3 separate regions of the Homo sapiens genome follow, and regions 2 and 3 are each linked to region 1. A link is a contact called in ENCODE Hi-C or POLR2A ChIA-PET data. All regions are on one chromosome and are shown on one strand. Each heading gives the region's core, a stretch centred on a gene start or an enhancer-like site at or near the end of the contact. The rest is flanking DNA. Distances are from core to core; before and after follow the strand shown. Region 1 overlaps BFSP1 (beaded filament structural protein 1). Region 2 overlaps DZANK1 (double zinc ribbon and ankyrin repeat domains 1). Region 3 holds the start of RBBP9 (RB binding protein 9, serine hydrolase).

Evidence for each region. Hi-C counts contacts between places; a loop is a spot of excess contacts on that map. ChIA-PET counts read pairs that join two places held with the same protein, here RNA polymerase II (POLR2A). Pooled maps may share reads with other maps.
Region 2: a loop to region 1 is called in a pooled map, with 11 times the contacts of the local background. The contact joins two enhancer-like sites. A Hi-C loop is called at or near these places in 2 of 37 single-sample maps with no recorded cell type and 10 of 50 pooled maps. POLR2A ChIA-PET finds 5 or more read pairs at or near these places in 1 of 52 experiments (activated naive CD4-positive, alpha-beta T cell).
Region 3: a pooled map shows a loop between it and region 1 (4-fold over the local background). The contact joins the promoter of RBBP9 here to the enhancer-like site in region 1. A Hi-C loop is called at or near these places in 2 of 37 single-sample maps with no recorded cell type and 13 of 50 pooled maps. POLR2A ChIA-PET finds 5 or more read pairs at or near these places in 4 of 52 experiments (AG04450, BJ, activated CD4-positive, alpha-beta T cell and 1 more).

What each region holds. Positions count from the first base shown.
Region 1 is chr20:17,504,246-17,508,509 of GRCh38, reverse strand. The region is part of intron 5 of BFSP1 (beaded filament structural protein 1); the gene reads left to right. Among named protein-coding and RNA genes, the nearest start is that of BFSP1, 25 kb to the left of the region's middle. RefSeq lists an enhancer at 3,475-3,998. Within about 2 kb of position 3,014, at least 19 of the 41 ENCODE cell types and tissues checked have a DNase peak (open chromatin) inside an H3K27ac peak, as active enhancers do.
Region 2 is chr20:18,410,092-18,414,427 of GRCh38, reverse strand. DZANK1 (double zinc ribbon and ankyrin repeat domains 1) reads left to right here. Exons shown (of 21, transcript NM_001367614.1): 12 at 1-80; 13 at 1,575-1,782. Among named protein-coding and RNA genes, the nearest start is that of LINC00851, 33 kb to the right of the region's middle. RefSeq lists a silencer at 877-926 and an enhancer at 1,797-1,846. Within about 2 kb of position 1,972, at least 4 of the 41 ENCODE cell types and tissues checked have a DNase peak (open chromatin) inside an H3K27ac peak, as active enhancers do.
Region 3 is chr20:18,495,402-18,499,827 of GRCh38, reverse strand. It overlaps RBBP9 (RB binding protein 9, serine hydrolase), which reads left to right and starts at 2,603. Exons shown (of 5, transcript NM_006606.3): 1 at 2,603-2,759; 2 at 3,948-3,990. The coding sequence starts at 2,661. RefSeq lists enhancers at 2,441-2,500, 2,601-2,650, 2,254-2,818, 2,671-2,830, 3,001-3,050.

The DNA of each region.
Region 1 (4,264 bases), core at 1,765-4,264:
ATAGGGATTTTTATCCTCCACTTGTTCAAATCTGTGCTTCTGTTTTCCTTCTCATGGTAACAGTTCTCCTTCGGAATTTGATTACAACCCGGCAAGAGTGGTTGTATCAGTGTTTGCTTCTAGTTAGAAACGTGTTGGTGGAAAGCTCACATTTCTACCCCCACCCCTTTTGGGTGAAGCTTAATTTGAAAACAAAACAGAAAAGCCCCAAACTGTCCTGTGGCCTGTGCCTTCTTGGCTACTTGCCGGCTCATCTTCTTTGTTCCTTCCGGTTCTCTCTCTTTCTCATTACCCTACAGCAGGTCATTCCACAGGGACGCTTGGGTTAAAATACTGCACCTTTGTATGGCTCTCTAACCACATTTCCCAAACCAAAAAGTAAGTTGACATTTGGTTTGACAAGTACACATGGGGACAAGAGAGCAAAACGTGTAAAAATCGGACACTTCAGAAAGCCTGGACCATTTGGATGTTATGTGTTACTCTGTCTAAAAATGTGAAGCCACAACTAGATGTAGCGCTTTTTATTGATTTCCAGTGCCCCCATGTCTGCTCAGGATTTCATTTTGGGACCTTGGAGTTCACATCCTAATTCCCATCCCAGCACGCACCACACAAAACTCACAGTGCAGCAGCTCTCAGGGGCTGCTGGAAAGCAAACCCGGGTCTGTGGTGGTCCCCTGAACTGACGATCGCAGCAGGAGGAACCAAGTAAGGCACTTAAAACTCCTCCTTCTTGTGAGACAAACCCTGGCTCAGGGACCATGTGCCTCATCCTGGTGACTGGGGCCTGTGTGGTTTCTTCTGAGGCTCTGACAGGATAGAATAAGGGTTGTATGTGTTTGTGTACATGGGGTGTGTGTGTGTGATATACATGGTATGTGTGATATATGTGGGATGTGTATGTGAAGTGTGTGTGGTGTGTGTGTGTCATGTGTATGTGTGTGTGCTGTGTATGTGAATAGGGACGTGGATACAAGCCCAGTCGTGGTCCTAGAGACCAGTGTTTTCCAAATGGCTAGTGACAACTCATTTTTGGATGTAAAATGAACTCAGTAGAATTGACTGGCATGTAAAAGGAAGTCAACAAAATGCTAGACTAAAATATAATAAGAAAAACAGAGTGTACAGCAAGTGAAAGGGAGGATTTGTTTTGTGAAGCCCTTGTTTTATCTCTCTATATCCATATGGATATGTTGAAATACACACACACACACACACACACACACACACACACCTACCTATCTGATGTGTATGGCTCGCAATGAGAAATGTGGTTTTTCCTGGGGCGGTGGTGATAAAGTTGAAAACCACTGCCCTAGAGATACTGAGAAAGATGAAGGAGCCCAGCCTAGATGGCAAATTCCAGTTCCAGGACAAAAAGAATGTTCCTCTCTTTATGTACAGGTATTTGTTGAATATCAAAATAAGAAATTTCACAACAGATTAACCTGGTTTCTGAGAACATGAAATGAAACCGCTGGTTGGCCGCCTGTTTCTGTCCTGAGTGGCTGCAGGAGGACTTCCTGGCTTTTCCCTGCTGCCCTCGTCTCTAAAGCAGGGTCTCAAACATCTCTTCTGTGCTGCCTCCTCCACTCCCACCCGTGGCATTCTGATGGAGACCGCTTCTCAGAAAAATGATGGTAAAGGCATAAAATAAAATACAGATAATTTAAAGGAAACCAGGCTGGGTGTGGTGGCTCACGCCTGTAATGCCAGCACTTTGGGAGGGCAAGGTGAGTGGACTGCTCGAGTCCAGGAATTTGAGACCAGCCTGGGCCACATGACGAAACCCCACCTCTACAAAAAATACAAAAATTAGCTGGGCGTGGTGGTGCGTGCCTGTGGTTCCAGCTACTTAGGAAGCTGACATGGGAGGACTGCCTGAGCCTGGAGAGGTTGAGGCTGCAGTGAGCTGAGACTGAGCCACTGCACTCCAGCCTGGGCAACAGAATGAGACCCCGTTTCCAAAAAAAAAAAAAAAGAAACTAATTATATTAAAACAGTTATCAAAATATTACTGAATCATTTTAAATAAAATGACAGATGTGCTTATACTCACTCAGTAACAAGCTATAGCATGTAGCTGATGAAACACGGCTGTGTCCATTTTCTGTTGCTGCCTTGATGAGTCACCACCAGCACCCGTGTCATCGCAGTTGTGTAGGTGGGAAGTCTGGGTGGGTCCTATCGGTTTCTCTGCTCTGGGTCTCAAAAGGTAGAAAGAAAGATGTTGGCCAGCCTGGGCCCTTGTCCAGAGGCTGTTAGGGGAGAATTTGCTTCCAGTCTCATTCAAGTTCTTGGCAGGAGTGAGGACCCTGTTTCTTTGCCGGCTGCTGGCCAGGAGTGGCTGTCAGGGCTGCCCAGGCTCCTTGGCTTCAGGCCCCTCCACGTTCGGAGCCGGCAGCGAACTCTGAACCCTCTTCCTGCGTCTCATCTCAATGACTTGGACTTACACGTTTCTCTGACTTCTGTTTTTAGGGGATAATCTTGAATAAACTCCTTTCCTTAAAAAAGGGTAACTGATTAAGAACTTTAATTATATCTGCAAAGTCCCTTTTTGCCATGTAACATATTCAAGGGTGTAGCACCAAGGGGAAAAGGTCACGGGGGCCAAAATTCTGCCTCCTTAGCTCTGATGAAAACCCAGACGTGGCTGGGTGCGCCCGGGAGCTCCTGACTCAGTGGGTCTGGGGTGTGGCCCGGGATGCTGCATGTCTAGGTGTCCCTGTGATGGTGCTGCGGCTGGTCCAGGAGCCACACTGAGAACCACAGGGTAAGGGCGGGTCCCAGGGAGTGGGCGAATGTTCCACCTGGTCCCCCTGTGTCCCAGGCTTGGGCCTCATTTCAAATGTTTGTGGCTGGGTTTTTGCTGGTTTTAAAGGTTTTAGTGGCTTCCCAATGTAGCAGCTAAGCTAGAGCTGAAGGAAGATGTGGCCGCACACCGCCGGGCAGGGCCCGCTCTGTGGCCGGAACTCGGTGGAGGGCGGGCCGAGAGAGAGCGTCTGCTAGCACCAGGGCCGTGGCAGCGGGTTCCGCCTATGGTTAGGGCGTCCGAAGCTTCCCGAACTCTCCACAGCAGGGGTCGTCAGGGTGAGGTCCCCGTCCCAGCAGCGGGGGCACCACCTGGGAACTTGTCAGAAATGCAGATTCACAGGCACCCCAGACCACTGACCCAGGAGCTCTGGGGCGGGCCGGTGCGCCTTGTTTAAGCCCTCCACGTGGCTCTGCGGGCTCAGTCTGGGAGACGCTGGGCGGACGATGGGAGAATAGTGCCTGGGCTTGGAGCTGGAAGCTGGAAGCCTCTCCTTCAAATAAGTGCACATATACCCGTAAGAGCCCCGGAGGAAGCACTTCGGACAGGTGGAGAGGAAAGGACAGGTAATTCTAGTTCCCTAAATTGCATGGACTGAGAGTTTCTGTGACAGGGAAGTAAAGAAAGTCACTTTTTAAAATTGCAAAGTGGGAACCGCCCATGTCTCATTTCTCATTAAAGTCACTTAGCACCATCTAGTGGTTTAGTTTGTGTAAGACAGTATGTAATGAGTTTCCTTTTTTTTTTTTTTAAGACAAAACAAAAACAAAAACAAAAACAAAAAAAAAACCTTACACCTAAAGGTGTCTGGGGTCCTAAGGACTGAGGTGAGAGCTCACCCCTCCAGATGGGGCTCGCGTCAGGCTCCTGCCTGTGTCGTGCCCTCAGCGGCTCACAGCCCAGTGGGGAGACAGATATAAACCAGGCAATCTAACGGTCCAGGCAGAAACAGCAGTCACCTGGCTCCGGATAAAGTTCAGGTTGCCACATGGCCCCACCGTTGGAGGAACCCTGGGCCAACCTCTCTTCTCTTCGTCTCCTGACCCCTCCTGCAGTTTCTGGGACCTCCCCTTTGCTCATTCCTTCTCTCCTTTCTGGAAGTCCCTTTCCTTCCTCGGTTCCCAGGACCGGTCCTGCCTCCTCCTGGAAGCCCCTTTCTTCCTCTGAGATGCCCTGGGCGTGCCTCCCCTGCTGGACTGCGGCCTTCTAGAGGAGGGTCCGTGTCTCATTCTCCTCGGCCAGGCTGGTGCTGGGTGGCAGTGGACGCCGTGCCACAGTGGCTCTCGTCACAGGCATCTCCATTCCTGTTGAGCTCCTGAGACAGGAGCTCTTACTGGTTTTCCTGAACACTCTTCCTTCTGATGAAAGGTTTAAATTATGGAGCTGTAAAAACCACATCGGTATAGACATCAGTCCACTTTTATAAACCAAGTCATCACTTCACTGGAC
Region 2 (4,336 bases), core at 723-3,222, 910 kb before region 1:
TTTGTGTGAAGTCCCTAGTGAAACTTAGCTTGGACAGAAGCCTGGCTCTAGCTGCTGAGGAACCTCGCCCTTTTTCTGAGGTGAGGCCTCCCCTGTAGTAAGAACTGGTACCCAGGAAGAGGCTGTAACTCTGAATGTGTGTGCTCCACCCTGTGAATCAACCCGGGGAAGAGACCCAAAACTTTTAGAACTTTCACATGGAATTTCAACTAGGTGTGTAAATAAATGCAGTCAATTTAGATTTTAATTGCATTTGCAAGGCCGTAGACATAATGCCACTTTAGTGGCTTTAAAATACATGAGACAGAATGCACTTCTCTTGAATTTCTTATGTAGCATTCTGAGAACTTTTCCTTCCCCTTTTTTATATTTTAGAAAGCTTAGGGTATATAAGATTGCTTTTGTAATTTATAACAGCTGGGCATAGTTTGAGGACAAATCTCACCAGGTTATTTTCAGAAGTACTTAAGCTCTAACAACTGGCTTTGTGTTAGATTTTTATAATTTTATACATTTCTCTAAGCTGGATAAAGACTTTCCATGTTTCTTCTTATCTCTTTATTATAAGAAGTTAAAGATTGATCATTATTAGAGGATACACTCAGCACTTTGTATGCAGTTTTAGGGAGTTCATGACCTTTTTTTTTTGAGACAGAGTCTCGCTGTGTTGCTCAGGCTGGAGTGCAATGGTGCAATTTTGGCTCACTGCAACCTCTGCCTCCCAGGTTCAAGCAATTCTTCTGCCTCAGTCTCCTGAGTAGCTAGGATTACAGGCCCGTGCCACCATGCCCGGCTAATTTTTGTATTTTTAGTAGAGATGGGGTTTCACCATGTTGGTCGGGCTGATCTCGAACTCCTTACCTCGTGATCCACCCACCGTGGCCTCCCAAAGTGCTGAGATTACAGGCATGAGCCACCATGCCCAGCCGTTCATGGCTTTCTTAACCCAGTTTGAAAGATTTAAATCCTAAACTGCCACTAGCCCTTATTCCTTTGTGCAAATGAAACAAAGGTGTTCTTTTCTCAAGACACTTGACTGCCATCTATTGGAAATTGCTTGTAATATACTGGTTTCTCTACTAGAAAAATTACCCTAATACATATGCAAATATATGATGTTCACCATATGAATGGTACTACTTTGAATGCAGTGACGTTGTGCAACGCACAACCTTTCATGGTAGTCCTCTCAGGTCCCCAGGTTTAGATGCAGGAAAGTATGTTAGAGAAAATGTTGGTGACCAGTGGCTGAGTGTGGATTAGTAGTGAAGTCTATGCTCTATTGGATTACAGAGCTGAAAAGGATAGATATCTTCCAGGCATCAAGCAGGCCGGCAAACACCCCTTGATTTGCTGACTTTTAGATAATAAATGGCTAATCCTGGATCAGGCTGGAAGTTGCTGAGAAAGACAGGAGCAAGGAAGATGAGGCAAAGGCTGGAAAACCCTATTAGTTCCAAGTACACTTTTCTTGAGATACTTTTTATTCTGATTAGAGTTGTTTTCTATAAGTAAAATGCAAGATTGATTAAATTATATTCTAATTTTAAAAATGTCTTCTGCCTCACGCATGGCCCCGATGTGCCTGGCAGTCCCTGAATATTCCTTTGCCCAGATCTGATGTTGGGACTAAGAGGGACATAGGAACACAGACTGTTGGCCTCTTCTACCCATCTGGCAAGCTGCTAGCAAAAAAGGAACAGGAACTAGCCTCTCAAAAGCAGAGGCAGGAGAAAATGAGTGACCATAAACCCCTCCTGACAGCCATCAGCCCAGGAAGAGGTAAGGGGGAGGATGCCCTTTCTTCTGGTCGGGAGGGAATTCACTCTTTCTGTGAAAGAACATTTCATTTTCTCTTCCTTTTAGATTTATTTGTATGTGTAAGAAGTAAGTTTCTTTCTTTTCCTCTTTTTCAAGTAATTTTCTTTGTATTGGAAAAAGAAGCTCTTCCTGTAAGCTCCTTCTTAAACTTTCAGTATTCTGATGTTTTAGCTCATAGCCCTGTAGTCTAGTTCCTCAGTCACATGGCGCATGTGGGTTTCTTTTGTCGTGACGGCATGTTGTTAGTGCACAGTGCTATTGCTATCTGCCATTATCCCTTTTTTTAATTGTAAAATTTAAATAACATAAAATTCACCATTTTGACTATTTTTAAGTCTATAATTTGGGCCAGTTGTGGTGACTCATGCCTGCAATCCCAGCACTTTGGGAGGCCAAGGCTGGAGGATCTCTTGAGTCTAGTCTGGCCAACAAAGTGAGACCCTGTCTCTACAATTTTTTTTTTAAAGCAGTCATTTGTGGTGGTGCATGCCTGTGGTCCCAGCTACATGCTTCAAATTTCATTTTGAAATTTAATCTCTATTGTGGTGGTATTAAGTGGCGGGACGTTTTGGAAATTGATCATGAGGATGGAGCCCTCATGAATAGATCAGTGCCTTATGAAAGGGCTGGAGGGAATGAGTTAAGGCCCCTTTTTGTCCTTTGGCCCTCCCTCCATGTGAGGACACAACGTTGCCCTCCTTTGGAGGATGCAGCAACGAGGCACCATTTTGGAAGCAGAGAGACCAGGCCCTCCCCAGACACCTAACCTGCAGGGACCTTTATTTTGGACTTCTAGCTTCCAGAATGTGAGAAATAAATTCCTGTTCTTTATAAATTACCCAGTCTCAAGTATTTTGTTTATAGCAGCACAAATGGACTAAGACAGTTTGCTAGTATTTTCTTGAAGACTTTTGTGTCTATATTTATAAGAGATATTAGTCTGCAGTTTTCTTCTTTCCTTCTACTGTCTGTCTGATTTTGGTATCAGGATAATGGTAGCCTTATAGAAACACTTCTTTTTTTTTGAAGTGGTTATGAAGAATTGGTATTAACTATTATTTAAATTTTGGTAAATTACCTGTGAAGCTATCTGGATCTGATGTTTGTCTAGTGGGCAATTCTGATTACTCTTTACTTTTTATAGGTCTGTTCAGATTTTCTATTTCTTGTTGAATCAGTTTTGGTAGTTTGTGTTTTTCCAGATATTTATCTATTTCATCTGATTAATTTATTAGCATACAGTTGTTTGTGATACTCTTTTATAATCTTTTTTATTTCAATAAAGTTGGTGATAACATCTCCTATTTCATTTCTAATTCTAGTAACTTGAGATGTCACTTTTTTTGGTCAATCTTACTAAAGGTTTATCAATTTCATTGATCTTTTCCAAGAACCAACTTTTGGTTTTATTGATTTTCTATTATTTTTATATTCTGTATTTCACTAAATTCCACTCTCATCATGATTTCCTTCTTTCTTCTTACTTTAAGTTGACTTTGCTCTTCTTTTCCTCGTTTAAGGTCAAAGATTAGGGTGATGATTTTGAGATCTTTCTTCAGAATGTGAACATTTGCTGCTATAAATTTCTGTTTGAGCTTTGCTTTCACTGCGTCCCATAAGTTTGGTGTACCTTCATTTTCTTTCTTTCTTTCTTTTGAGATAGGATCTCACTTTGTCACCCAGGCTGGAGTGCGGTGGCACAATCATGGCACACTGCAGCCTTGACCTCCTGGGTTCAAGTGATCCTCTTCCCTCAATCTACTGAGTAGCTGGGAGCACAGGCACAAGCCACCACACCTGGATAATTTTTAAACGTTTTTGTAGAGATGGGGTGACACTGTGTTGCCAGTGTTGCCGGTCTCAAACTCTAGGTGTCAAGGAAGCCTCCCACCTTAGCCTTCCAGAGTGCTAGGATTACAGGCATAAGCCCCTGTGTCCAGCACCATGAATCAGGGTTTTTTGTCCATTCTGACAATCCCTGTTTGTTTGTTTTTTAAATTGGATTGTTTCATCCATCTACATTTAATGTTATTATTGATAAAGTTGGACTTATCATTTTGCTTTTTGTTTTCCAAATGTTTCTAAATGCCTTTTTTGTTCCTCTGTTGCTCCTTTACTGCTTTCTTTTGCATTGCATATTTTCCAGTGTAACATTTTGATTTATTTAATGACTTTTTCACTACATACTTTGAGTTATTTCCTTAGTGGTTACTATAGGGTTTTCCTCATACATCTTAACAGACTATACTTCAAGTTTATACTAAATTAATTCCAATGAAATATATAAATTCTACCCCTATAATTCAATTCCCTCTTCCCAACTTTTGTGGCATTATTTTCTAATATAACATTATGTTTATGTTTACATATATGTTATAAACTCTCAAAACACTGTTACAATTATTAGTTATAACATGATGTCTTTTAAAAAAAGAACTATTATTTATGGCTTTTGTTATATTAGCCTTCTTTTCCCCCATTTATAGTTCTCTTAATTTATTCCTTTGGATTATTT
Region 3 (4,426 bases), core at 1,354-3,853, 990 kb before region 1:
CCCAGCACTTTGGGAGGCCGAGGCGGGCGGATCACGAGGTCAGGAGATCGAGACCATCCTGGCTAACACGGTGAAACCCTGTCTCTACTAAAAATACAAAAAATTAGCCGGGCGAGGTGGCGGGCGCCTGTAGTCCCAGCTACTCCGGAGGCTGAGGCAGGAGAATGGCGTGAACCCCAGGGGGCGGAGCCTGCAGTGAGCCGAGATTGCGCCACTGCACTCCAGCCTGGGCGACAGCGAGACTCCGTCTCAAAAAAAAAAAAAAAAAAGATTTAATGGGAACTTCATGGGGTGGATACCTACGCTGTCAGAGATGTTTGTTATAGAGATTTGCAGAAAAAAAAACAAAACCTAGTCTGTTCTAGAATCTATGTTTCCTTGAAGTCTTAGCACAAGCAACTCCATTTTGGTTTGGTTTGGTTTGTTGGGGCCTAATGCATGAGCTTAGTCCAAAACAATGGCCTCGCAAAATTTTGTGCAAAAAATTCCCCCTTTTTGGTCAGGTTCTCACTTAGGTGAGAGTGTGACCAAAACTTAGGGCCTTAGCGCCACTCTCAGTTACCATCATTTTGGGTTTCGGTCTCAGCACATCATTTATAGGTTTTGGTGTTCTCATGGTTGCACATTTCTTTCAGCTTTTGTCATTCCAGTTGAAGAGAGAACATCTGACGTTCTAGAGATGACCGCGTGCAAACATTTAAAACCTTTGAGAGAATACAGCACACCAGGGAGACTATTATTATAAATATTGGGAGGATAACACCAAGAGTTCGGGGTATGCTCCTAAACCCAAGGCCCCGATAAACCAAACCTCCTAAAATCAAATAGATCAAAGAATGAGCTAGATAAAGGGTTTACTCACTTGACTAAGCAATTTCTTCGTTAATCCTCTACCACTGAATTTATTTTTTTCTTTTTTCCTTTTTTTTTTTTTTTAGACGGAGTCTTGCTCTGTCGCCCAGGTTGGAGTGCAGTGGCACAGTCTTGGTTCACTGCAACCTCTGCCTTCCGGGTTCAAGCAATTCTCTTGCCTCAGCTTCCTGAGTAGCTGCGATTACAGGCACCTGCCACCACGCCTAGCTAATTTTTGTATTTTTAGTAGAGATGGGGTTTTGCCATGTTGGCCAGGCTGATCTTGAACTCCTGACCTCAGGTGATCTGCCTGCCTCGGACTCCTAAAGTGCTGGGATTACAGGTGTAAGCCACCGCGCCCAGCCAATGAGGGATACATTTCTAATCATTGCTTCTTTTACTTCAAACCATGGTAAAAGGACCTAACAAATGATGCCTTTCTAGAAGAGTGAAGGCCTACTGGCAATGTTTTCTTTAACCCATGATGTGGGTTAGAGGAGTGAACCAATGTTTTGTTTTTGACTGATTATGAAGCAATGCATGTACCATTAAAGTTTCTTACCTACTTCGGGCCTTCATCTTTTATCTATCAAAGTCTAAGTTTATCCATGTATAAGGCTGGCTGCAAACTCCTTCACAAATAAAAGTATACCCCATAAGTGCACATAACAGACCCCTTTTCCACTTCTATTGTTTGTAGAGGCATAAGGAAGACAAAAAATATTGAAAGATAAGAGTTTCATGGTAGTAGAAGTCTTAATCTGTGAACTTGGGAAAAGCTGTTCACATCAAGGATGCCATTTTCTTCTTGGGAGAAATTTCCCAGGGTAGCTTTACCTCAAAAGTTCCAATGGGTGCACTGTTCCAAAAGTGTGGAGGGACCGTTCTCATTTGCGAGACCATGAACCCAAAGCCCAAGGTCCTGAAGTTTTGTTGTAGTGTGGATGACAAGGACAGTCTTCTCCAATGTTTCCAGAAAATTCAAACCATAAAAAGCTTTCTTTACCGGGGGAAAATACACTGTAGCATAATAATCTACTGTTATAACATCAGCCCTCTTGCATGGGAAAGCTTTTATACAACCAGAATGACAAATTGGAATTCAAATAACAATTGAATGAAATCCCCTTACAAAATGTTTAAATGGCCCACCCGGTGACCAAATGTACATGAAGCTTTGTTTGTCTTCCCAGGAATATGGGACTAAGCATTGGTTATAAACTATTTTAAACAATTTCAGTATCAGCTGGTTTAATATGAAAATCTGACGAAGTATTTTCTTGGTATTTAATTAAATTTTTGCTTGTTTTACTTGGGTTAGTAGCTTTATGCAAGGAAATTTCATTCAAAGCAATGAAAAACAACAACCAGGGCTGATACTGACTACTAAAAACTGTTTTAAACTCAGAAGGAAAAATAATATGGATTTCAGGCGTTCCCAGGTTATAAATGGGTTTTCTGCATGTTTGAAACCAAAAACAAACTTTCCTATAGAAATATCAGTAAATCTAGCAAAGAAATAACACACCCCAACCGTGTCATAGCCTGTCTTAAATAAGGGAAAAACATGAGAGCACTAGTAAGAGGCAAGTAAAGGGTGCTTTGCTTTACAATTGATGGAAGCTCGCAGGCTTTGTTCTTGGCTGCCCCACGCAGCCAGCGGAAGGCAGGCCAAGGAGGAAAGAGCCCGGCCTCCCAGGTCCCCGCAACTACAACTCCCAGGATGCCGCGGCGCAGGCTCCCTGCGGGAGCAGGCTGGGCTCAGCTCCGCTGGACCCGCGCTGGGGAACTCTGGCCTCGCTGCACTCATGGCTTCTCCTAGCAAGGCAGTGATTGTTCCCGGGAACGGAGGCGGGGATGTGACCACCCACGGCTGGTATGGCTGGGTGAAAAAGGAGCTGGAGAAGGTAAGCGCCCAACGCCGCTGCTCCGTGAAGTCAGCCTGGAGGGAGGGACGGCGGGAGAGGACTGAGGGCTGAAGTTTGAATAGGCGTCTAATCCCCTCTAGCAAAGCCCTGTGTGTTTTCCTGCCTCTCCCCCGCTGCCTTCTCTTAAAGTCTGAGCTAGTGGTCGAATTTTGACTGGTAAAACTGCCTGGAAGACTTCTCTGAGGGCTCAGCCTTTAGAGTTAAAGGAACCCCTTTGAACTACCGAGGCTGAGCCCCTGAGCCCCGCCCCCCGTATCTGCTGCTGGTTCAGATTTGGGACTTCCCAGATAATTTTACATGTTCACTGCTTCCCGCTTCAGCTTTTAAAAAATTAAATATGCTATACTTAATATATACAAAGGATATACGTAACATGCGTCTACATTATGAGGCATAATGTAATGAATTACCAAACTAAAACCTGGGACATTGCCTATACATCATCTTCCAAACGACCCTTATGTCTACCCATCTCAGTCCCGTGCCATCCTGAATTTTTTCATCTGCTTCTCTTTTTAAAATTGAAGTACTTTTCAACCTATGAATATACCTTTTAAACAACAGACTGTTCTATTTGGCTTCTTGGTGAGCTTTATAAAAGTGGCATCTTACTGTAGGCTGACCTGTGCCGTTTGATTTTTATTTTTTAACCCTCTTCTGTAACCAGGCGGTAAGTCGGCTCCCTGGGTTGCTGTCCTCTAGAGCGGGTCTCCAGAATAGATTGCAGCGCTGTGGCTGAAAACCCTGGTCAGAGTTACAACCCCAAAGGTCAGGGCTGGAGCTTCTGAGAGTATGCTGTCTCCAAATTTCTGTATCACGTTCCTGTGCCACGTTTTACCTACTCCCTGGAACACAGTCTATTTGGCTCCAGGTCAGTCTGTCTAGAACACATTTGTTCATGCCTCTCTATAGATGCAGGCCTGTAGAGGCAAATATGGGTGTACAAATGCAGATATAGGTCTCTCTATAGAGATCAGCAGAGCTGCCTAGATACAGAACTACAGATGGAGTTCATGCGAAAAGATGGTCACTTAACCTACTTCATTTCATAACACAAGTTAATACTGAATTGGTAACGATCATATCAGGTGCCTCATTTCTTATTAGCAAAGTATTAGTTGTAATTAAGCTCTTTATTATAGCTTTTTCTCCCCCCTCATATCATAGATACCTGGTTTCCAGTGTTTGGCTAAAAACATGCCCGACCCAAGTAAGTTTTAAACTTGTTTTTAAATAGCCTCATCTTGTTGGGTTTTGATATTACCATTTTTGTGGTAGAGAACAAGAATATCATAGTGGAGGAACCAAAGATGCCTATATACCTAAGAAAGAATAAGGCAAGCAGCTTGGGGAGGAGGGTGTGAACCAAAAGCCATAGAAAATTCTTTTTTTTTTTTTTTTTTCAATTCTGTGAATTTGTCATTTTTATTTATTTATTTATTTATTTATTTATTTATTTATTTATTGATCATTCTTGGGTGTTTCTCGCAGAGGGGGATTTGGCAGGGTCACAGGACAATAGTGGAGGGAAGGTCAGCAGATAAACAAGTGAACAACGGTCTCTGGTTTTCCTAGGCAGAGGACCCTGCGGCCTTCCGCAGTGTTTGCGTCCCTGGGTACTTGAGATTAGGGAGTGGTGATGACTC